Linked DNA regions of Homo sapiens: region 2 is linked to region 1. The links are chromatin loops, found by intact Hi-C in ENCODE. Cell type or tissue: CD14-positive monocyte. All regions are shown on one strand. Each heading gives the region's core, and the rest is flanking DNA. Links, peaks and the distances in the headings are about the cores only.

Region 1 (12,183 bases), core at 5,517-8,016:
AGTGAGCTATCTTGGAAGTGGATCCTCCAGCCTCAGGGGAGCTAGTCCAGCTGATGCCATGTGATGCCAGGTATAGCATTTTTAATCTTTTATACCATATTTTTACTGTACCTTTCTATGTTTAGATACACAAATACCTACCATTGTGTTATAATTGCCTACAGTATTCAGTACAGTCACATGCTGCACAGCTTTGGAGCCTAGGAGCCACAGACTATACTATATAGCCTGGGCGTGTAGTAGGCTATACTATTTAGGTTTCTATGATGTTTCCACAATGACAAAATTTCTCAGAAAGTGTCTCTGTTGTTAAAAGACTGTTGTTTTGTTTGAGTATGTACACAGTATGGAGTCACACTGTATACACTCATCTGCCACTTGCTTTGTTTTCACTTAGTGATCTGTATACCAGTGCATATCTTTCTACTTTCTTCTTCTTCCTTTTTTTTTTTTTGAGACGGAGTATCGCTCTGGAGTATCGCGCTGGAGTGTAGTGGCATGATCTCAGCTCACTGCAACCTCCACTTCCCGGGTTCAAGCGATTCTCCTGCCTCAGACTGCTGAGTAGCTTGGACTACAGGCGTGTGTCACCACGCCCAGCTTATTTTCTTTGTATTTTTAATAGAGACAGAGTTTCACCACGTTGGCCAGGATGGTCTCGATCTCCTGGCCTTGTGATCCGTCCGCCTCAGCCTCCCAAAGTGCTGGGATTACAGGCGGGAGCCACTGTGCTCAGCCTCTACCTTCTTAACGACTACATAGTATTCTATAATACAGGTGGAATATCAAATATCTAATAGTAGGTTTTTTTTTTTTTTGAGGTGGGGTCTCACTCTCTCACCTAGGCTGGAGTGCAGTGGCACGATCTCGGGTCACTGCAACCTCTGCCTCCTAGGCTCAAGTGATCCTCCCATCTCAGCCTACGAGTAGCTGAGACCATAGGTGTGTGCCACAATACCTGGCTAATTTTTTGTATTTTTAGTAGAGACAGGGTTTCCCCATGTTGTCCAGGCTGGTCTCAAATTCCTGAGCTCAAGTGATCCGCCCGCCTCAGCCTCTTAAAGTGCTGGGATTACAGGTGTGAGCCACTGCACCCAGCCAAATAGTGGGTTCTTGATGAAAGACAATTAGATGGCATCATTTTTTCCCTAATCAATGATCCAGAAATCCTGTGTATGTCTGGGCATATCTGAGGAAAAACCCCTGAAAGTAGGCAGAATCAATGGTGTCCAGATTATGAACATTGAAAATGTTGACAGCTATCGCGAAATTGCCCCTCAAGGGTTAGTAATTTTTGATAGGGAAAGCCAGTTACCTCCCAAGTTTGTGAGTCAGCAAGAGACACAAAACATCAAAGCCAGGGCATTGAATGTTGTGGCAAGAGGCGGTTCTGGAGCTGTTGGCTTTGGAGGGGTCTCTGTTCTGGGGCTGGCTCCTTGTGCCTCATTTCCCAGCTGAGCCCATGGAACTCTCTCGCTCCAATCCGAGTCTCTGGGGCCTGGTAAAATTCCCCTCTGTGTTTAGTCACCTCTTGATTGGGAGCCAAAGCAGAAAACCAGTCAGCCCCACGAGCAGGAATTACCTGTTTCTCATCAACTCCACTTGCCAGAACGGTCTGTGACTTTCCAGTTACTTTTCAGGGCCTCTCCTTGTGTTTTGGTGGGTGTGTCTAGAGGAAGAGAGGAAAGCAAATGCCCTTCTAGAGCAAGTTGCCTTTTAAACGGCAAACTTGAAACAAATAAAGCAGGTTGAAGATCACAGTGTGTGCTGCTGGGCCTGTGGGGGCGCTGGGCAGCAGAAAGGCACACTCTGCCTGCAGCCTCGGGATCTGGTCGCCTGTGTGGGAGTAGGGAGGAGTCCTGACGTACCCTCTCTAAGACTGGCTGCTCTGCACCTCCCTCCAAGCCAGGCTGGCCAGTAAAGAAATCTAGCTGTGGACAGGAAACGAGTGGTTTTTGTGATCTGAGCAGAAAGGGCGTTTTAGGCCTGGAGCAGAGTGGAGGCCCTGAGCCACGGCCCAGGAAGTGACTCACCCACCCTGATGTCTGAGTTGCTGCTTCCTTTATCTTGCAGGAGGGCGTGGCGGTGGGTCCCTGGGCTGTGCCTGTGACTGGAGTGGCTAGAGGCTGCTGGCTCCTGGGTCTCAGTCAGGGTCCAGCCCCGGTCTCAGTCCTGCTACCTCAGCAGCCAGAACTCTGATTTAGAGATATGAACACCGCCTGTTACAGATATTTGGGGGAGATAGAAATGCCAGAAAACCCAGTCCCAGGAGCTGCTAGAGGGAAATACTGTTGTGGTGCCTCATTCCCTCCACCCACCTTCATTGCCCCACAATGCCCGAGGGTGGCAGTTCTGGTGACTTCACCAGCTGGTGGCAGGGGGAGGGAGGAGCTGGCTGGAGTTGCCATGGAGCGGCAGAGCCTGGTGGGCAGGGTGGGGCAGTGCCTCACAAAGGCCACCGAATTCTTAATCTCTTTCAGGTTTACTCAACTAATAAGTAACTTGTAGAGTTACAGGAATCATGTGAGGCCTTAACCCTCAGAATACCAGGAAAAATAATCACCTTTTACCATTTAGGTCCAATGGACGCTTTTAATTATCTATCTGTATCTGTCTATTTATCTATCATCTATCTTTTGATTCATCTTGTAAATAACTTGTAGAAGTAAGAATAGTAAAAAAAAAAACAAAAAAAAAACTGTATTAGAAATAATAGGCTGGGTGTGGTGGCTCACGCCTGTAATCCCAGAAATTTGGGATGCTGAAGTGGGTATATCACTTGAGGTCAGGAGTTCAAGACCAGCCTGGCCAACATGGTGAAATCCCAGCTCTACTAAAAATACAAAAATTAGGTAGGCATGGTGGTACACGTCTGTAATCCCAGCTACTCAGGAGGCAGAGGCAGGAGAATCGCTTGAACTTAGAAGGTGGAGGTTGCAGTGTGCTGAGGTCACGCCACTGCATTCCAGCCTGGAAGACAGAGCAAGACTCCATCTCAAAAAAAAAAAAAAAAAAAAAAAAACCAAAGAAAGAAAATAAAAAAAGAAATAATAAGAATTTAGATATAGCAAACCCAAATTTTTACTCCATATTTTCCTAGATTTGAAGCTACACACATATTTGCTTATTTTGTGTGTGTGTGTGTGTGTGTGTGTATTTTGATGCAGTTAACTGCTCATCAACTGTCATGCATGAACCTGGCACATATCCATTTTGTAAATAGCTGACTCCAGATTTCAAATACACCTGTAATAGGTTCTAGTTCAGCATTGCTTCTGTTTCTTCTTGCATCTGCGTTGTTCAAATGCAATACTTTAAAAAACTTTGATGGCTTATAATTTTGTTAAAGAGATGATGACCACCTTCTTTGTTCCATAATTGCGAAATATTTCATTTGTGGATTTACAAATATTAATTAAAATGGCCGATCCAGTGAATGCTTTTATGTCTGTGTTATCTATTTTTTTCTAATCACCCTGTTACACACACCTGTCTTTAGCATTAGTCCACTTATAAACTGTTATCAAGCAAATTTTAGTGCATAAACATTATAAGAGATGAAGAATAATATCATACCTTTTTAGCCAAATGGGATGATTCAGGTTCTTGCAAAATATTCTGTGATGCAGTTCTTCCTGTTGCACAACTAAACATGAGAACAGATTTTGGTTTTTACTGTTATGTGAGATCATGAAGCCTCAGCAACACGTTGTAATATAAGGAAAAATAAAGTGCTGCAGTAAACGGAAAACAATAACAACAACAGCGGTAAAACAAAGTCTCGCTCCCGTGGACATTACAATATGCACATGTACTTGTGTACATGTTGCAAAAATGTAGAAAATGTAGATAGAAAAAAAAAATAAAGCACCGACAATTTTATTATGCAGGTTAATTTTCCAGCTACGTTCTTCCTGACTTGCATTCTATGTGCATATAAACATTCAGATTTTACTCTAAAGTGGGATAAGACTTGATTATTTTAACATAACTATTTGTTATAAATACCTTTTTATGTCATTAAATATTCTTCTGTCTTGTCATTTTTAATGGTTTCATGGTGTAATTGGAATCTATTTTATCAGAGTGTTAAATTGACCAAGAGCATCCCGTACCTCACTGTGCAAGTGTCAACATTAAAAAATATCATGCTTGTTTAGGGTAGTGGTTGTCAAACTTTAGTGTGCACAAGTCTCACCTTGGGAGCTTGTTAACAGTTCAGGTCCCTGGACACCACACTCAGAGACTCTGATTCAGGAGGTCAAGAGTCTGCATGTTAATAATTCTCACTAACCAACAGGGGATTATGAGGGAGGTGGTCACCAGAGCCCATGGTGAGGCTCTTTGGTATGACTGATAGAATAGTACTTTATAGGGTCACAACTCCCTGCTCCACTTCATGGGGGCTTTGGGAGTTAGAGCCCCCTCAGGGTAAGGTGGTTTTAGCTACACTAGGCCTTTAGAGAATGGATCAGAGGGTTGAGCTTCAGTTGGTATAGGGGACTACTGGAGTCAGAGCTGGGGAAAATACCACACCAGATCAAAGAGGCAGAAATGTGTTTGGAACAAGGAGATCAAACTGAGGGCCAACAGACAGGAGGAACTGGAATAGGATGAAAGCAGGGAGGAAGGTCCCAGCCATATCTGTCAATTAGTATCAGCAGTGCTGTTGAGTGCTTGATCCATGGGCAGGTCAGTTTTGGCTTAAAGGTGTCAAGTCAAAGGGGGATGAGAGTTTGCAAAAGCCCATGCTATATATCACCCATGTGTGATCCAGAGATTCTCTGGCTCTCAAGAGTAAATAAATTAATGTGAATCATCCCCACACTAAATCCATGCCAATAGAAGTTCCAAGTCCTTCTGGGTGATCTCAGTGGGTCCCCAGGGTTCACATTCTCACGGCTGTCTCCTTCCAGTGAGGTCTATCTGCCTGCTTGACATGGGTAATTAAGCCTCTTCTCTTAGATTCCCACCAAAAAAAAACCATGCAAATATGTATGTATGTGTGTGTGTTAAAGACTTGGGAGTCTTGGGCAGGGTCACATCACACCTCACACAGCCTTCCACCACCTGTGGACTCCTCCTTATTTTTTTTCCTCCCCTGTCCAGCAACCCAGATTCCTCTCTTCCCATGACTAGCAGTTTATCAGTCATCTTTCACTGCTTGTGTGAGTCCTCTGGGTGTCACCCTCCACCCTGAACTCATGTCAAGACATTTTTCTGGGCAGTCCTACTCTGTAAGAAGAGACAGTTTGTTATTATAGTAACATTTCCTCCTTTCTTAAGCACACGCCTGAGCCTGTGCCTGTGGCAGGGGAGGGGTGGGGAGGGGCATTCATTCTTGGCTCGTGGGTTCCCGCTCAGCAAAGGCTGGAGTTGGTAGCCCATTCTCAGTCTACAATCTTGGTCGCTAGCAAATGAACTGCCAACTGTCGGCTCTGCACAACTCCATTAATGGAAGGTCAAATTATTTTTACAGCTTTTTTGAGATGGGGGTCTCGCTTTGTTTCTCAGCCTGAAGTGCAGCGGCACGATAATGGCTCACTGCAAACTTGACCTCCTGGACTCAAGCGATTCCACCACTTCCTGAGTAGCTGAGACTACAGGTGTGCACCACCATGCCTGGCTAATTTATTATTATTATTATTTGTAGAGATGAGATCTTACTATGTTGCCCAAGCTGGTCTTGAATTCCTGGGCTCAAGTGATTCTCCCACTTCAGCCTCTCAAAGTGTTGGGATTACAAGTGTGAGGCACCACGCCCAGCCTATTCTTACAGTTTCTCTCTTGGTCTTTCTGTTTTTTTTTTCAGCAGGATGGCTGGCAGGACTCCTCTGGGTAGCGATTTTTGAAATAGTTGCTCACCAAAGCTAGCTATAATATAGAATCATTGATGCTGAAATAAACATGTAGCAGACACTGCACTCCTATCCAGATTTCACAGATGAAAGCCATATTCTAATACCCATTTATTCATATGTTTTACCATTTCTGAAATCCAGGCGTGTCTTAAAATTGAAGTGTTCATTTAACGTAATAGTCACCCCCTGCCCTCAACTGCTTCTTTTTAATTGATGATGCCTCTTACAATTTTACAATCTAACAATGCAGTAGGAACACCACCCTGTATCCCCAAAGGAACTGAGTTCGGGGATTGTGCAGCATTCTTTGCCTTAAAATCTAAGTTACAGATGAACATGAGAATGACAGAATCTCCTGTCTATTTGAAATTCCAAGAAGCGGCTAGGTGTGGTGGCTCATGTCTGTAATCCCAACACTTTAGGAGGCCAAGGCAAGAGGATCGCCTGAGCCTAGGAACTCAAGACCAGCCTGGCCAACGCAGTGAGATCCTGCCTCAATTAAAAAAAAAATAAAGAAATTCCAAGACCTTGTGTTTTCCCCTCACCATCAGTCCAGGCCAGGGCGGTGAAGTGAGGTTTCTTCTCCACTCCCTGTTGCCTAATGCGGGGTCTACATGAGACATTGCAGTCAGTCACCACCAGGTGGCGCACAAGCCATGAAAAAGAAGTTCTGAGGGCCGCACATCTTCAACACCGGGTTCTTTCCGGATGGCTACTAATGAGGAATTGAGTGGCTACTTACATGGCAGGTGAGCTGGCTGGGCCTGGTGAAGACAGATTTCGTGGAGCATCTGGGAAAAGGTTTGCATAGCACGGACAGGGACAGAAGTTAGGATACATTAGCTAGAGTAACGATATCTACGGAACGAATGCTTGCAACTCTCCTGCAATACAGGAGAGAACAAGATCGCACCTGAAGTGATCTTGTGTTTTAGAAACTCCTGGCCAGGGGTGGTGGTGGGTGACAGTGGTCCCAGCTACTCGGGAGGCTGAGGTGTGAGAATTCCTTGAGCCCTGGTGGAGGCTGCAGTGAGCCTAGAGAGCACCACTACTCTCCAGCCTGGGCGACAGAGCAAGACCCTGTTTCAAAAACCAAACTAAACCAACCCCAAACCCCCAGAAACTCCTTCAACGAGTTGAGGTTTAATGTCATTCCCTCAGCTTCTACAGAAGATTATTGCAATGACGGACATAGAATAGATTCTTATTCTTGGGTTCTGTTCAATGCAGGTTGATATATTTTACTCCGTTGTCACACATGTAACTTGGAGGAGACTTAAAAAGTCTGAAGCTGGGCTTGTCCTCAGATGGAGGCATGAGAGGGCTGGGTGAGGGGGGAATAAAGCTGCCATCCAGTGTGGTTTCAAGTCTCAGGGCGACTCGGGTGTTTTTCTCCTCAGGATTCAGCATGTTCCTCACTGCTCCGTCTCTCGGCAGATGGCCTTGTTTGCTCTACCACAGGGAAGACAGCTGTTAGGCGCCGACTCCTCCAGCTCTTCCCTGCCCCTGCGCAGCACATTTATCCAACCTTGTCCGCACCTTCGCCATCTGCACTCCCTCTCCCACTGCAGAGGGGACCTGCTCCTCCCCGGGGCCTTGGACCCCACGCCCTCCCACCTAGCTCCTCATTCTTCATTCGTCAATGATCCTCTTGGTTTCCTGCATCTTCCGCTTTCTGCTCTGTATTGCATTCTTCTCACCAAATAGCCCTAAGCCAGCCCGCCAGCCTTCCCCCTACCCTGACTCTGTTTAGCTGTGTGGGGTCTCCCGCTTCTTTTCCAGCCAAGCTTCTGCAAAGAGTGAGCCTCCAGATTTGGAAATATTTCCTTCATTAAATACTAAATTCTCACAGCTGGACTTGGATATGTTTCTGGCCTTTTAATTGTTCCACTGACTTTTCCTCTCGTTCCTATTACCACCGGTATCACAGTATGTTAATGACTTTAGCTTAGGATACTTTTAATATACAATAGGATGAGCCCTTTTATTGACACCTTTCCCCAAATTGTCCCGACTACTCTTGCCTATGTAGTCTTCCTGATAAATTTTAGAATCATTTTTATACAGTTCCAAACACTTCATTTCTATACAGTTCCTGTTCAAGGTATAGACCAATAAGGGGATAACTGATATCCTTATGATGGTGAATTCTCCCATCAAAGAAGAAGGTGGCTCTGTGAACAGAACAAGGAAACATAAATCAGGTTTCCTTTATGTTCTTCAAACCAGTTTTATATCAGAGGCACATTTCACATTAATTACTCCTAAGGGCATATTATATTGTTGTTGTTACTATTGTGATAAGCAGAATCTTTCCCTGATATTAGTTATTAGGTTTTTATGGATATATAAGAAAGTTACTTTTCTGAGGGAAGTTTGTTCTATAACTACCTGTTACTAAACTTTGTGGATCTCATACCTTTTCAGTCAATTCTCTTAGATGCCCTAGGTAGAAATACTGGTGTCTTAAACAATGACCATTTTGCCTCTTCCTTTCTAATTTGTGTACCTAATTTATTTCTTTTCTGTTCTTTCAGCATTAGTGAAAAATCCTGTGGATACGGAGCATATCCTTGTTCTTATATTACATCCTCAGACAGGCTTTCTCTTATCCCCTTTTCCAGTCTGAATTTTGTTCTCCTTGTTTTTCTGTTTTATAGTGCCCACTCTTTTCCTGCATAACTCTTATAGTTTATAATCTTAATGGCAATCCTCACTAGTCTGTGAGCTGCAAAGCTGTTTCTTTCATCATTGTGTATCCTGTGCCCTGCCATTGTCTGCCACATGGTAGGTGCTGCATAAATATTTGTGGAATGAAGGAAATTTCTTAATTTTAAAATTAGTGCTATGTTTTACCATTGTTGATTTTAGGTAGAGTTCTCTTTTCATAATTTTATTTATTTATTTTTGAGACAGGGTCTCACTCTGTTGCCCAGGCTAGAGTGCAGTGGTGCGACCATGGCTCACTGCAGCCTCGACCTTCCCAGGCTCAGGTAATCTTCCCACCTCAGCCTCCTGAGTAGCTAGAACCACAGGTTCGTGCCAGCATGCCCAGCTAAATTTTGTACTTTTTGTAGAGACAGATTTCCACCATGTTGCCCAGGTTGTTCTCAAACTCCTGGGCTCAAGCCATCTGCTTGCTTTGGCCTCGCAAAGTGTTAGGATTAGAGGTGTGAGCTGCCACACCTGGTGCTTTCATAATTTTAAATTAAAACATATAACGTGTTTTTAAAATTCCATGTCTCCATAGAGATAATTGCACAGGCTTTCTCCTCTGCTAAGTTCAGAATGAGTTGCATGAATGGGTTTCTTTTAGAGAACTGGGGTTTTCTGAAATGAACCATATGTGGTAGCATGGAGTGTTTGCTCATGGAATCCAAGTGAAAAGAAAAACTGCTCTTGGGTATTTTGTTCAGGGGTTTTCATCTATCTTTATATGTAGGACTGATCTATAGTTTTGGGGAGCTTTGGAATTTTGATGTTAGGGCTGTGCTACCTTTGGAAAAAACTGTAAATCTTTCTTGACATTTGTATTCTTTGATGTGGTTTAAATAGTGTAGGAATGATTTGTTCCGTGGATGTTTGAAAACATTCACCTGTGAAACTGTCTTGCTTAAAGGGTAAGAGGGTAGTTATTTGACAATTTTTTAAAATTGGTTATGATTATACTTCTTTTGAATTAATTTTTCTAAAAAAATCATCCATTTCCCCCCAGACTTTTTCTTTCCTTGTGTTTGTTCTATCTTTCTAAGAATAATTTTTACAAGTCTATTCTTCTGTACCTATAGCTAAATGTTTTTGGTATCTATGTGTCTATCTGTAGATATATAGACATCTATCTATGTATCTATCTATGTATCTATGTATCTATCTATCTATCTGTCTATCTATCATCTATATCTACCTACTTATCTATCTAACTAGCTAGTCTTTTCCTCTTTGTTAATTATTTCAATTGTTTATTAAATGTCTTGAGTTCTTTGGCTTGTTCATCGATTCCATGGCTATTCTGTGTTTTAGTCCATTGCCTTAACGACTTGGCCACAATATCTTGTTTTCTAGTTCTTGAATTTCTACTTAAAAAAAATCTTCTTTTTCCTGCTTTTCTTTTAAACAAATTTTATTGAAGTATAATTGGCATATTAAAAACACACATATTTAATGTGTACATCTTGATGAGTTTGGACATATGCATACACCGTGATTACCATCACCACAACCACACTGAACATATCCATCACCTCCAAAAATTTCCTTGCTTTCTTTTGTGTTTTATTTTTGGTAAGAACACTTAACATGAGAAATGTTCTTTTAATGTATTTTAAAGTGTACAATACCATATTGTTCACTATAAGTACTATATTTTACCTAGATCTGTAGAACTTACTTATCTTGCATAACAGAGACTTCATACACATTGAAAATAATTCCTCATTTTTTCCTCTTCCCAGCCCCTGGCAACCGTCATTCTATTCTCTGCCTCTGTGAGTTTGATTATTTTAGATACTTCAGATAGGTGGAATCACACAGTATTTGTAATGTTCTCTAGCTGTATCCATGTTGTTGCAAATGGCAGGATTTCCTTCTTTTCTTATTTATTTATATAGAGACAGGGTCTTCCTATGTTGCCCAGGCTGGTCTCAGATTCTTGGCCTCAAGTGATCCTCCTGCCTCAGCCTCCCAAATTGCTGGGATTACAGGTGTGAGCCACTGAGCCCAGCCAGATTTCCTTCTTTCCAAAAGCTAACTAATACTCCATTTTCCTGCTTTTCTTAGGTCTGTTTTGTGTCTTAGTTTTCTAACTTATTGAATTGAATACTTAGTTTATTCCTTATTTACTCCCTCTTGTTTAGTAAATAAAGTGTTTAAGGCTGCAGCTCTAGACTTTAATATTTAGTGACTTTTAATTGTTATTTAAAAAATGCAGTCTTTTTTGCAGTTTTGCTTTCTTTTTAAACTTGAGTTATTTAGGAGTGTTTTAAAAATTTCAAGTATTTTTGATATATTCATCTATTATTAATTTCTAGTTTTATTGCATTATTATCAAACATGTTACTTGCATTATGTATGCTTTTGGAATTAAAAAAATTGTTGTTGTTTGTTTTTGAGATGAAGTCTTGCTCCACTACTTAGGCTGGCATTCAGTGGTGTGATCTTGGCTAATTTTTGTATTTTTAATAGGGACGGGGTTTTACTATGTTGGCCAGGCTGGTCTCAAACTCCTGGCCTCAAGTGATCTGCCCACCTCAGCCTCCCAAAGTGCTGGGATTACAGGCGTGTGCCACCATGCCCGGCATGCTTTTTGGAATTTATTGAAGTTTTAATTGTGTCATGATCAGTTTTTAGAATCTTTCATGCTACTTAAAAATATGTGTGTTTTCTAAAGTGAATAGAGTTCATATATATTACATAAAAATATTTAAAAAGATATTAGCTAACATATATTTAGAGTTATCTTTCTGTATGGTAGGCATTGTATGAAGCATTTAATGCATTATCTCAGTAGGTAATATTATTTTTATCACTTCCATTTACAGATGAGGAAACTAGTATTTAAAATGATTTCGTGCCCAGCCTCATAAAAGGAGTGTCATGGAGCCACAAATCCAAGCTGGGTTGGTTTGCCCACAAAGCCCATGTTCTTCATGACAATTTTAAACAAATTTTCTATGAACTTATTTTATGTTCCTGCTAAAGATGGAGACATATGTCCCCTCTTCTATTGTTTTTCTGTGAGTCTCTCCTTGTATTTCTAGCTTGGTTTTCTTTTCATTTGGATCCCAGATTGTTGGGCATGTTTGACACATTACTGTCCCCCTAACTGTAAACTCCATGGTGGGAAGGCTTTGTCCTGTTTGTAGCTTATCCTCAACACCTAGGATAGTGCCTGACACATAATAGTTGCTCAATAAATAGCTGTAGAATGATTGAATGACAGTTTTAAGTTTTATCTTTCTGGTGGATTGTACTGTTTGATAATAAGAATGGATTCACTTATTGCTTTTATGTTGAATTCTATTGGTTAGATCTTAATATTGCAACCTCTGCTGTATTTGTTTGCTTGCATTTGTGCAATCTATTTTGTCCCTCCTTTGACTTTTAACTGGAGAGATTTTGTTTTAGAGGTATCTTTCACAGAAGCACAAACCAGGACTTGTTTTTGCTTTTTGTGGGCTCCAATAGGTAAATGTGAATATGAATATTATTGAATGGACGGATAAAAATATGTGTTTTATGAGTGAAAGATAAGCCTCATTCTAGAGGCCATGACAATGATGCTTTATCTCAGTTTTCAATCTGAGACTAGAAGAAGACCAAGGGG
Region 2 (12,183 bases), core at 6,475-8,974, 110 kb after region 1:
TATTTGTGGAATACGTCAATCACACTGAGTATGCTATTCAGGAGTTGAGCCATTTTGACAAGTACGGGTGAACCTAAAAGAAGAAACAAGATTTCTCCTGCCGTTAGGATAATGACCACGAGACAGCATTTCCAGAGGGAAAGTGACCCCTCTGGATCTGGGAGAAAGTTTAAGAAGTGAGAGAGCCCCTTCTTAGCTGTACCCCTTCCTTGCCCTGACTCACAGTCGGGGACCAAATCTCATTGCTATAGTGGGAGATGGTGCAAACTTGGTTCCCTTGCTATAAAAAGAGACAATTTCTTAAAAAACAAAAAATGCATTGCAGGTGTTTTACATATCCCATCCTCTACTCCAGACAGGATTCACCTGATTGAAAATCTCATATTAGAACAAAAGGAGGGGAGGCCAGGAAGCCCAATAGAGGCAGGAATAGAAGCCAGCATAGTAGGGCATAATTTTCGACTAACAACTAGCAAACTGGAGGGGGCACTAAATAGATCCCACTGAACAGGTTTCAGTCTTGTAATGAGCCTTTCTTAAGCAAGGAAGAAGGCTGAAAGTCTCTCTTCACGGTCTAAGGAAGCTTTCTGGGAGGCTAAATTCCAGCAAATGCTTCTGGCCTGGATGGTTTTGGGACATGCTTATAAAATGAAATCAATGAATATAAAAGCTGTTACAGATAAAAATAGCAAGTGGGTACATAGCCAAATTAAGGGCACAGATTATAGGAGGTATATATAATCAGTTAGGTCCACATTGGCCATGCTGGGAGACTTGGGTCTTTTGGGATCTAAATCTCAATTACATTTTTTTTCTTGTGGAATGAAAATTCCAGTTAGTGGGTTTATAGGCCTCCAAACTGAAGCCCTATCTGCAGAGCATGTTGAATTGCCAAAAGCATACAAACAGTGATGTCTATAAGAAAATAAGTGACAAATAATGGATCACATGGGACAAGCTGAGTCCCTTGTTGTAATTCAATGCAATGAGACTTGAGCATTGCTGGGCCCATGGTCCAGAGCCTTGGCCCTAAACTATTCGGTCTTTCCTAACTTGCACAAAAAGTAAATGCTCCACTATGGGAGACTAAGCTATTCATCAATTGTTCTAGCCCTCAGTTTTGGGATGCCTAGGACACATTGAAGTGAAGGCATTTGCATTTTACAGACACAGAAGTAGTCCACCCCAGCTATTGTCATATTCTCAGATAGAGCCAGAAAAAGGAAGCAGAAGGTAACCAAAGCTGTTACCCACAGGAATTAAGTCTCAGACCTCCCCAGCCTGGTGCATTATAGGGCTCTTGAGAGCCTTGTAGATACTACCAATGCTCCCCTATGCATGTCTTACCTGCTTGAGGAGGAAGGAGCAGAAGATTCAGGAGTCAGAGAGGATACTGGGGACCTAAAAACTCATCCTATTTATAGGGGTTTTAATTATCCTACCAGGCCATCCCAGGAGACACCCATTCTGTGGCAAAGCCTGAATCACTCTGGTCCCAGCCCAGCTCAGCCCAGCTTGACCTCTCCCTCTGCAAACTGTTTGGTTTATTTACTTCCCCCACTTGCTCATGAACCTGTTTGTCACTACAGTAGGTGACGCTGTTTAAGTCCCAGTCCCATTTAATTAAGAGAATGTGTGTGTATGTGTATGTATTTGTGCTGTGAGGGTCCCAAAAGACAGAGGTGTTGGCTGAGTTCATCCTTAATATATGTCACTTGCCAATACTAATAGAGGGCAACAGTCAGCTCATACTGAAGAATGCTATCTATGTGGTCACTTACAAACATATGTCAAAGTTGGAACTAGAGATTCTATTTATTTGGCCAGAATATAGTTCCTGGAAGAGGTTTCTTTTAGACTAACCTTTTTCTTGTGCTGGTAGATATTTGGCTATTAACCTATTAACTTATTTTGAATTACTATTATTTTTTCATTTAACAGCTCCACAGGCTAGTTGGGAGAAGTAGATACATGGTCAGTTTTGGGGATGAGGGGCTCCAATGGTGCAACTTCTACCACTTAAGCCTTCTAAGACTTACTACTAAAAAGTTTGAATTGAGGGACATCATGGAAGTTTATGATATCTGTGAGAGAGAAATGCTGCTAGAGACCCCAGCTTCTGTTCACTTCCCATCTCCGTGCCCTTGGATGCCAGCACAGTGTCTTGAGCATGGGAAATTCTTAGTGAATATTTTTGGGGTAAAGGAATTATTGGATTATGGAAGCACTGAAGAATTGTATGTAAGGTGCAAAAAGCTGTAGACTCACCTGTATTTCTACGTTTGTCTCACATCTAGATCCCTGTTTGGACTTTTTCCTATGTATCCATCAGCCAATCCATTATTATTAATAACACTAACTATTACTTACTATGTGTTCAGGATTCTACAAGGGAATCACAACAGTGCAGAAAGATTTTAGTTTAGTTGGAATAAAGAAGCTTCACATAGAAAAATATTTTGAACTCCAGGGATAGGACATGCTAAGTGCTGAGTATTAGAAACCTAGGCGCATGTGGAGTCCTCATGGCTGGGCCTGGACGTCCCTTAGGAGGTGAGCTTCATGTTGTTCCTGAAAGGATTCAGGTGGGCAGAGAAGAAAGCAAAGAACTTCTGAGTGGGGAGAAGGGAAGAATCAAAGGTACTAAGGTGAGAGTTTGGATTCGAGTGAGCTGGTAAGTCTGTGTTGAGCAGAGGGATTTAAAAGAGCAGAGGGATTTAAAAGAGTAGACTTAGAAAATTTTGGAACTGAAAGGGAAATCTAGCCTCTTAATTTTACAGATGAGGAAACTGAGGTTCAGCTAGATTGACTGTATTTGCCAAGGGTTTCACGGGCTATGACTAAAGCCAGGCCTGGTTTACTTGTTTCCTCACTCCAGACCGATATGCTTTCTGAGACATTCTCTGAGGCAGATTTGGGGCCTACTTTAGGGTTTATTTTAATGAGAAAGCAGAAGTAGGGTTTTGGCTAGGAAAAGTGACATAATCAAAGCATTATTTAGAGGAAGAATCTAATGGCTCTGTTGTAGTTGGTCAGATGTCTCAGTTTGTCTGGCACTAAGGAGTTTCCCAGGACATGAGACTTTCAGTGGGATAATTCTGGGCAATCTGGACCGAGTTGGTCACCCTAAACTGTGGTGTACAAGATAAATTGGACAGAGGAGTACTGGGCAGTGAGACCAGTTAGGAGTCTATTATATGGCATGGGTGAGAAGTGACAAGGACTTCGACCTGGACGCAGTAGTTCAAAACTATAGGAAGGTAGATGGATAATAGCAGGGATAAAGGGATGAGGTCTGGGGACAGATTAGAAGAGGGGCAGGGAAAGTGGGAACATTAGGTGAGATTCCAAGTCTTTAAGTCTAGATAACTAGTAGAACTATGGTACACTGAAGAAATGTAACTTCTGAAGGGGGACTGCTGGGTCTAAGATCTAGTGCTTCTATTGGCATTTCCCAGGGTCTCTGCCTTTTGTAGTCTTGTTATCATCCCTCCAGCTTGCATCCTTGGCTGTTTGGGGTCTCCCAGCACAAGTCAGGACTTTCTTAAGTCTATTCATAAATTCTGAGGGCTGGGTCACATTAAGGTTCTCCTTATACTTTTGCATCTCTACTTAGTGCTCTTCAGTTATGTCTCTTCTCACCTGTTAGAATAAAAGACCTAGAGAAGATTTGGTTGTCCCCAGAGGCAAATAAGAGGAGTAGGGGTGGGATGGGCAGGGGTTGAAGACAATAGCCATCAGGAAACAGAACAACAATGCTGTGTCCCCTTTCTCTTGGCGTGTTCCATGGCTCTCTAGCAACTGTTTCTTTTGGTTAGACAGGCAGTTCTGTTTGTTTGATGTTGCAGTGAGAGAAAGATTATGTTCTTAAGAGTAGGATCCGCTATGTGTGCATTCATTTAACACTTAATACACTCCGATAGAATAGGCAGAGAACTATGTTGATCAGCCAATCAGTTAATCAATTAGTATTTGTGACCATACAGAGGGCGCCCTTTTGTGGGCACTGAGATAAAATGTAGTCTTTGTCCTTAAAGAACTTTCAATGCCACTGGGATTGAAATAAAACACCTTTGAAGGAATCATGAAATGTGACCTTTGTTTCTTTATCTGTAAAAGGAGAGGGTTGGAGCTTTATTTTGGTGTTGGCATTCTGAGATTCTGTCATGCCAATCTTAAGGTTAACAGTGGCTTTAGAGGTAATATTTAAACATTGCTCTATTCAGATATTCGATAAAGGCCTCAGAATTTGTGCTTCTCAGTCTTTCTCTGTGGAAAATGGAGAAGTCAATTATGGGTATCCTGTTTCTTCATTAACATTTATAAATTTCATGAGGACCTACACTATTTTAAAAAATTATTTTTCAGTGTGTTTTGCAGCTTAAATGCAGTCATGTTGTAGTGTGACCTTTGGTCTCAAAGGCAAGATGTTTTTAAGCTACAATTTATTGAAATCTTATTGTGTGCTAGGCTCTGCATTAAGCATTTTATATATATTATCTCCTTAAAAATAATTTCAATTTTTATTTCATATTCCATGGGTATATGTGAAGGTTTATTACATGGGTATACTGCTTGTCATTGAGCTTTGGGATATGAATAATCCCATTGCCCAGATAGTGAGCATAGCACCCAATAGTTTTTCAATCGTTTCTCCCCTTCTTCCCCCTTCTAGTAGTCCCCAGTGTCTATTGTTGTCATCATTATGTTCCAGAGTACCCAATGTTTAGCTCCCACTTATATGTGAGAATATGTGGTATTTGGTTTTCTGCTCCTGTACTGATTTGCTAGGATAATGGCCTCCAGCTGCATCTTATGCACCTGACAAAGGTCTAATATTCCAAATCTATAAACTTATTATCTTGTTTAATTCCCACAAAAACTCCATGAGGCAGAGAATATTGTCTTCATTTTTCAAACAAAGATACTGGGGCTCAGAAAAGGATAAATAACTTGCTCAAGGTCACACAACTTGCAACTGGCTGAGCTGAGGCTTGAACCCATGTCTTCCTGATTCCAAAGCCCTTGTTTGCAATCCCTATGTTATGTTGCCTCTTTTGGAACAGGACTGGTGATTACTCCCTCCCCAATGAGAGAAATAACTTTCCACATAGACTGAAGTGAGTAAGACCAGGGTAACTTCCTTATGACATACTGTGAAGGAATCTGACCTTGAAATGAGAATCTCCTGACCCTTAACCAGTCAAATATTTATTATTTTCTTATGCTTCTCCAGAACTTAGATGATTTCAACACTAAAGGACTTTGTAATCTATTTGGGGAGATAAGACAGATGCTTCTATTTACAGAAACAAAACCCACGGAGAAAAAAAATACCCTTCTCTCTTTACAATTGACAGCTCTGGGCACTGGTTTGACATGAGACTGAAGAAGTTCCACTTGTTGCACATTCCCTGCAGTTCTTGATCCTACTGTAAGCCTTTGCTGTCCATTTCTCTTAGGATGCAGATGTGCCTAGTGGGTGTGACAGGTACTGTTTTGAGCTAATAGAGTTTTCAGGGAGTCTCCTTGTCATATTTTGGCCAAATCATTAAGGATAATTATCATGAAACTCTCAGACTTCCTTTTTCCTTCTTTTGAGATGTTGGGTTTCTATTGAGATGAATCCTACAGGATCCAGAGGATGGCTATTTTATTATAAGGGAAGACCCCTGTGTAACGCTGGGGCAGGCACTTTTTTCTTGATTAGCCCTTTGGCATTAAGCAGGTGGATAAACTGCAGATGGGGCAAATGAACACCTTCCCCTGGAGAGGAGCACAACTAATTAATAGACATAAAACTCTTTGAGATCTCTTGATATTGAAAGGTAATTTATTATCAACTGCACAAATAAGTTCCCATTTAAAAATCTTTTCTTGTAGGTGAATTACTGCCCTGTTAATTATAGGCCATTTCGCTTTTAATAACATCTGTGGGAGTCAGTGGTTTCTGAAGGTGACGCTGATATCAGCGATATTTTTACTCCGTCAGAAAATGTGTTCTGAGCTGAAGGAAGGAAGCCTAGGTTTCCTGGGGATTGAGTGCACAGGTTTCAGCGTGGAGCTGTGCTCCCCCTCCCCAGCTTGCAGCCCAGCCTTTTCTTCTACTGTAGGCTTTTGTTTTTGGATACAAGAGCCAGCATTGCTCCTCTCCCCAACATCACAGGCCCTATCTTCCCCACGATAAAAGGAACTAGAAAATGTCAGAAATCACTGCTAACACAGCCCATGGAATTTTAGGTAATTCCTAGCACATGGTTAATAAGGCTACAGACCAAATCTGAGATCTTCAAAGTGGCTGACCATGGCAGAATTTGGATCATTCAGGTCAGGTTTCTGAGTTTCTTCTTTTACTTTTTGTTAAAGAGCTTTATTGAGATATAATTCACATACCATGCAATTCACCCATTTAAAGTGTACGATTCAATGTTATCTAGTATTGTTCAGCCATTGCCAAGATCCCCCTGTAAGAAATTCTGTCCCCATTAGCAGTAATCTGCCATTCTGCCCTCTTCCAGCCCCTGGCAGCCACTAATCTGTTTTCTGTCTCTATGGATTTACCTATTCTGGATATTTCATGCAAATGAAATCATATAATATGTGGCCTTTTTTTGGACTAGCTTATTTCACATAACATAATATTTTTAAGGTTCATATATGTTGAAGCAGGTTTTAGCACTTCTTTTCCTTTAAGTCTGAATAATAGTCCATTATAAGAATAGACAATGTGTCACATTTTGCTTATCCATTCATCCATTGGTGGCCATTTGGGCTGTTTCCTCCTTTTGGCTATTTGAATAATGCTGCTGTGAACATTCATGGACAACTTTTTGTGCGGATGTATGTTTTTAGTCCTCTGCAACTAGGCCATGCACCTAGGGGTGGAGTTGGGTCACATGGTAACTCCGTGTTTAACTTTTTGAGGAACTGCCAAACTGTTTTGAGTTTTTTTAAAAGAAATTTCTGGAGCAGGGTGGTTGGTTTAAAAGCCTTGACTTGAGGATACCAACAGGCTAAACCTGCCTGGCCAAGACACAGCTGGGCAGAGGCAAGGGCTGTGGAGTTGAACTGTGGCTCTGAATCTCCCAAAGGTCTTGCACAACCTTATGATCCAGCAGCTGCCAGAAAACCCACAGTAGTAGGCACCTGATAAAGGTTTGTTGACTAAAGGAATGCATATGTCTTGAGGTAAAGTGGGAGTGGAGGAAATGGGGTAGGGAAGATAGGTAAATAGCTTTGTAATCTGTGATGTTCCCATTGTATTTTAGGGATTCTTAGCAATTCCTTTGGGGTGCCATCAGTGTTTTCAGTTCTCTCACTGCCACCCCTCCCCTGGTCAATTCCATCAGGAAGGGAAGAGGTGAATTTAGGGATGATGGTATGTGGAAGCCAATGTTCAGGCATTTGCCTGTTCCCCTTTCAAGAACAGTCAGGTCTCCTGCTGATTTTCTTTGTAGCCCTTCCTGGCCTTTCCTCACCCTGGTGCACCAGAGATCCCTTGAATTGAGACTTGGAAGCCCTGGCTTCTCTCCAGGGCCCTGAATTCACTTTCAAGTGAACTTGGGAAAGACACTTCCACATTGTGACTTTATTTCCCCCCTTATCTATAAAATGAGGAAGAGGTTTGAAGTCACAGCTGGATGAACTGGATGACTTCCGCCTCTGAAAGTCTTTGTCTCCAGAGGTCTCTCGTGCTCTGAGATTCTGTAAAAACTTGTTTCATTTCTCTCTCCCCTCGTCATCTTTATTCCTGCCATCTCTCAGGAGAGGTCCTGGTTACTATTTGCTTGGACTTTTGTGTAAGTATCAATAGATCTTCCTGCCTCTAATCTTCCTTTCTAATTTATTTTCCACACTATTCTCAGAGGAATTCTCTCTTCTCAAGAAGGGTTATCGTGTCCTTTAAGAATAAAGGGTTATAATTTTCCATAAGAATCAAGCCCCAAAACTTTAACATGCTATTCAAGGCCTTCCATGGCAAGCAGATTTTTTTCAGTGATGTATTCTTCTTTCCAACCACACTGGACTTCTTGATGTTCTCTAAGTCAACCCTCCACTTCCTGTTTCTGTTTTTATTCACTTGGCTTCTTCTTCCTGGATCCTACTCTCCCTATCTTCTATCTAAATTCTAGCCATGTAAACACATCTAAATACTTACCTTTTCTATGAAAACACTTCTGAGTCTTCCTAGTCAGACTCTCCTCTTTCTTCCTGCATCCTCTGCAGTCATTTCATGGTGTTTATAATGCTCTATTTTGTATTCTTATAGATGGCTGGGTCTCTGCCTGTCCATCTCACTGGACTTGAGCTCTATTGTTAACAGTGGAGGGTGTCCAGGTTCTTGTCATCTTGAACAAAGAATTGGACAAAATGCACAAACAAAGCAAGGAAGGAACAAAGGGATTTATTGAAAATGAAAGAACACTCCATAGTGTGGAGCGGGCCTGAACATAGGGGCTCAAGGGCCCTGTTACAGATTTTTTGGGAGTTTAATAACCTCTACTTGGGGTACACCCTATGTAAATGAAGAGGATGAAGTAAAGTTACAAAGTCATTTACTTGGTGTATGCACTATGGAGAGAATATTTCCTCTCATAGCTGAAGTGGGAATCGGCCTTATGTTCCCTGCCTCCAGACCACATTTTTCTTCCTCACTATGAAGGAAAGATTTCTCCTCCTTTCTCTCTCTGTCTCCTATAAGCTCTCTTTGTCGTCCTCAAGGTAGGTGTTCTTTAAATGTGAGACTGACTGGCTCTCTCTAGCTCCAATGCCTGTGGTAGACTGAGATTCTAAAACATATAACTAGGCTTTTATTTCTTGTGGCTCTTTAGCACTCTCTGTTGTTGCCTATGTATAATTCTTGCCTCTGAATTAGATGACGAATTCTCTGAGGGAAGAGTCCTTGATTTCTCCTTCTGATTCTCCCATGAGCCCTGCCATAGTGCTGGGACCCCAGTAGGTGACTGAACTGGATGATGTTTCACCTCCACAAGTCCATGCCCCCTGAGCAGTATTCTTTTGGGATTTAGAACTTATTTGCAACTTGTTGGCTCTTGGAAATAAAAAAGAATAATGTGTGAAAATTCTAGAGCCTTACAGAGTATGGGGCAGGAAGATGGTGTTGGTAGATGAACCAGTGGTGGGCTGTGATAATTTCAGGAGGTTTGGGAGATGGCTGCTGGTATCTTGAAGAGTTTACATGCAGAAATAACAGAGGAACTGCTTTAGTTTCTCCAGAAATATCTGGATGCTAAAGTTTCCAGGCCAAACTGAGAGGTGGGACTTGAGGCACAGCCCAAGAGCCCCAGCTGTCACCAGCAGGGAAGCTGAATGTGGTCATGTGTACCGGGAGCAGCAGGCAAGTTGAAAGCAGTGATTGGTCAGAAGCAGATTCATCAGGGCTTCTAAAGATCATCTTGCCCTGCTTCTGACCCAGGTAGGTCAGTGCCCAGTCCATTCTTTGTAGGTGTCAATTCAAAGACTCCCCAGAGGAGCAGATGGCCCACTGTCCCCAAGAAGCTCATGCCTGTGTCTTATTCCCTTAGCTGTCAGGCATAGTAGGATGCCAGATCCAGGCATCTGGCAGGGATGAGAAAGCAGGCAGAGAGAGCAGGGAGAGAAAATCAGGTAATGCCAGGGAGCTTTCATGAGGGATTGAGTAAGGAAAGTAATCCTTCTGAGGTCTTTGCCAGTAAAGCACAGCGAGAGTAGTAGAGGCTACTAGGGGATGGTGTAAGGGCTTTGGTGGAGATTATCTGGGACTGGGGAGGGGTGCTGTCCCCAGTCCTCTGTGGTTTATTGCCTGGTCCCATAAGTGGGGGCAGTTGATGCTTGCATAATACACCTACTTGTCATGTCCACCTAGCAAAATCTTGGTGTAGTCAAGAAACAAGAAGATATGATCGAGGGGTTGGAAATCAAGTAAGAGTTTTCTCCACTGGTTGCCTAGTTCATTGATTCACTTATTCATTTATCTTCCTGACGAATGCTTAGTGAGGAAGATAGAACTGTTAACAGTCAAAAGGATTCTGGGAAGAGCTTATGGCAGAGCTGCAGCCACGTTGGAGTAAGAACAAAATTTCATCATCATCAATTCTTCTCACACAGTGGGACTAGCCCAGACAAGTGCTCTCTCTTCTGCTGCTCTTGCCCCTGATGCTTACACCACAGTGGCTTCACACCCTTCTGCATGCCTGAGCCATGACTTGGCTAAATTACCACACCACTTTGCCATGGGAATTCTGCCTAATCATCCTCCTTTAATCTTCAATCTCTTTATTGTGGTCACAAATGCTCCACATGGCCCCAGTCACCCTGCAGAAAAGAAATCATCAGCTTTCTGCAGCATCAGACTTAGCAGCATCTTCCTGTCCCAAGAGAAGAGGGGATGGGAGGATGGCATGGTTCAGGGCTTAGGGGAGGATAGGGGAGAAAAAGTGGAAGCAAAGGGAGAGGCCCAGGAAGGATTTTGTTGCGACATGTTACCTGGGCTGCACCTGCTGTATGCAAGAGAAGAGGCTGGGAGTCCCCTCTGCAGGGTGTTCATGCCCCATCTCTGTGCCACGAGGAGTTGGGCTGCTGAAGGTGAGTACAGGGAGGTTCCCTGTCATCTCAAACCTCTCAGGCTCCACAGTACTGTTTCAAGTATCCAGAGCTTTCCTGCCTTTGAAAAGCAAAAAGTTGTCTCAGGAGAGACAGTGTGATTTTTGCAAGGTCATGCAGGGTCACACAAGTTAATAGCAAAACTATAGTCAGAATTCAGACTTTCTAACACAAGCATATGACATGTATACTTGTCCCAGGACTCTATGTTCTATGTTTTCCTCTTGTCACATTTATGGATCCAGTCCAAGGCAGAGAGAACATGACTCTGAGGTCAGGCAGATCTGCAAGGGAATAGCAGTTCTTCTCAGGATTGTTGAAGAAATTAAATGAGCTCGAATATGTGAGTGCCTAGCCTAGTACCTGGCATGGGGGGTTATGCATTCAGTGTGTTGCTCTCCTTCCCTTCCAAGGTAGCCTGGCTGTTATCTCCTTTCTGGAAACTCATTGAGCATCAGAGATCTTGACCTCCTTGGGCACACTCCTGAGTTTATTTAGGCCTACATTTATAGGATGTGTCAGGAGCTCAAGTACTTTATGAACAGAGATTAATTGCTCTTATGATTTAATGCATTGGCCACCCACACTGGTGAGATGCTCCCTGAACTATGCTATTTGAGAAACAATGAAGGAACTTTGTGAGGCTAATAAGATTTGTGCTGTTAATTTAAGTCTTGAGGATGTGGACTACAGAGAGTATAACATTTTATAGAATTTGTTTAAAGCTACACTCTCATCTTTGCCATAACCTGGCCTTTCATAATACATTCCCGTGGCCACCTAGCATCATGGGTAAGGCTCTCATCAAATGCTTCTTGGAGAGCAATGCATCTTGCAGAACAGGAGGTGGGAAATTTCCACAAGGGAATGACTATGAATGGGGTGGGAGAAAGACAGGGAAGCAGGGGAAGATCATTTCCATTATTTGTTCAGTGGTGATTTTGGGTGAACATCTCTCTTTAGTCCAGAATGGGCAGGAAAATGATATGAATTGTAATTGTTGGCAAGTGCGAAATAATATATTTAGTGAGGAATGTAGTGTGAAGCACATGAAACTGCACTGTCAGGAAGAGAAGTTGAATCTGGGGTCAGAAGAACTGGTTTCCATTCCTGGTTCTGCAAACTGCCATCAAACTTGAAGGACTCATTCTGAGGCAGAGAATGAATAAATCATTACCTTTGTGAAGCATCAGAATCAGCAGCACTTTCCTGTCCCAGGAGAAGAGGGAAGGGGAGGATGGCACGTTTCAGGGCTTAGGGGAGGATAGGGGAGAAAAAGTGAGAAGGGAGGCTGACAGAAGTGTTGCAGACACTGCAACACTTGCATACTTAACACTGTATACTAAAGTAGATGTTAACCTGCGCTGCAATCTGTATATGCTGATTCAGCTGTAATCCAGTCGCTCACTTGTTACACTCTTACATTTTCACCAGTAAGTAGTCCTTGTGCCTCCTTGTATGGGTGGCCCAGTCTCTGATACTAGATCAGCAGCTTCAGCTTCATGCAGAGTCCTTCCTTTGAAAAACCAGCTTTTGCTTGATTTTATTATAGGATCTTGGTCTCATGTTAGTGTCTCTCTA

What was found. Peaks named below come from ENCODE experiments on the same cell type or tissue, not always from the same donor. Only the 100,000 strongest peaks of a DNase experiment are listed, where the experiment ranks them.
Region 2: it touches region 1 in a loop (5-fold over the local background); 5 of 110 quality-filtered maps call a loop at or near these places.

Annotation. Positions count from the first base shown.
Region 1 is chr1:152,046,240-152,058,422 of GRCh38, forward strand. It overlaps LOC101927949 (a long non-coding RNA gene), which reads right to left and starts at 3,648. Exons shown (of 4, transcript XR_922147.2): 1 at 3,577-3,648; 2 at 2,034-2,195; 3 at 1,583-1,669; 4 at 1,050-1,498. RefSeq lists enhancers at 1,283-2,482, 1,855-2,174, 3,361-3,922, 6,303-6,859, 6,412-6,461. In CD14-positive monocyte, for the core only: CTCF peaks have their summits at 6,494 (motif pointing right) and 6,698; a DNase peak (open chromatin) is centred at 6,512; H3K27ac peaks cover 912 bases; H3K27me3 peaks cover 1,129 bases.
Region 2 is chr1:152,157,837-152,170,019 of GRCh38, forward strand. It overlaps RPTN (repetin), which reads right to left and starts at 1,392. Exons shown (of 3, transcript NM_001122965.1): 1 at 1,348-1,392; 2 at 1-73. The coding sequence starts at 53. RefSeq lists an enhancer at 9,720-10,919. In CD14-positive monocyte, for the core only: no CTCF peak of the experiment used is centred there; DNase peaks (open chromatin) are centred at 6,885, 7,635 and 8,045; H3K4me3 peaks cover 1,281 bases; H3K27ac peaks cover 1,676 bases.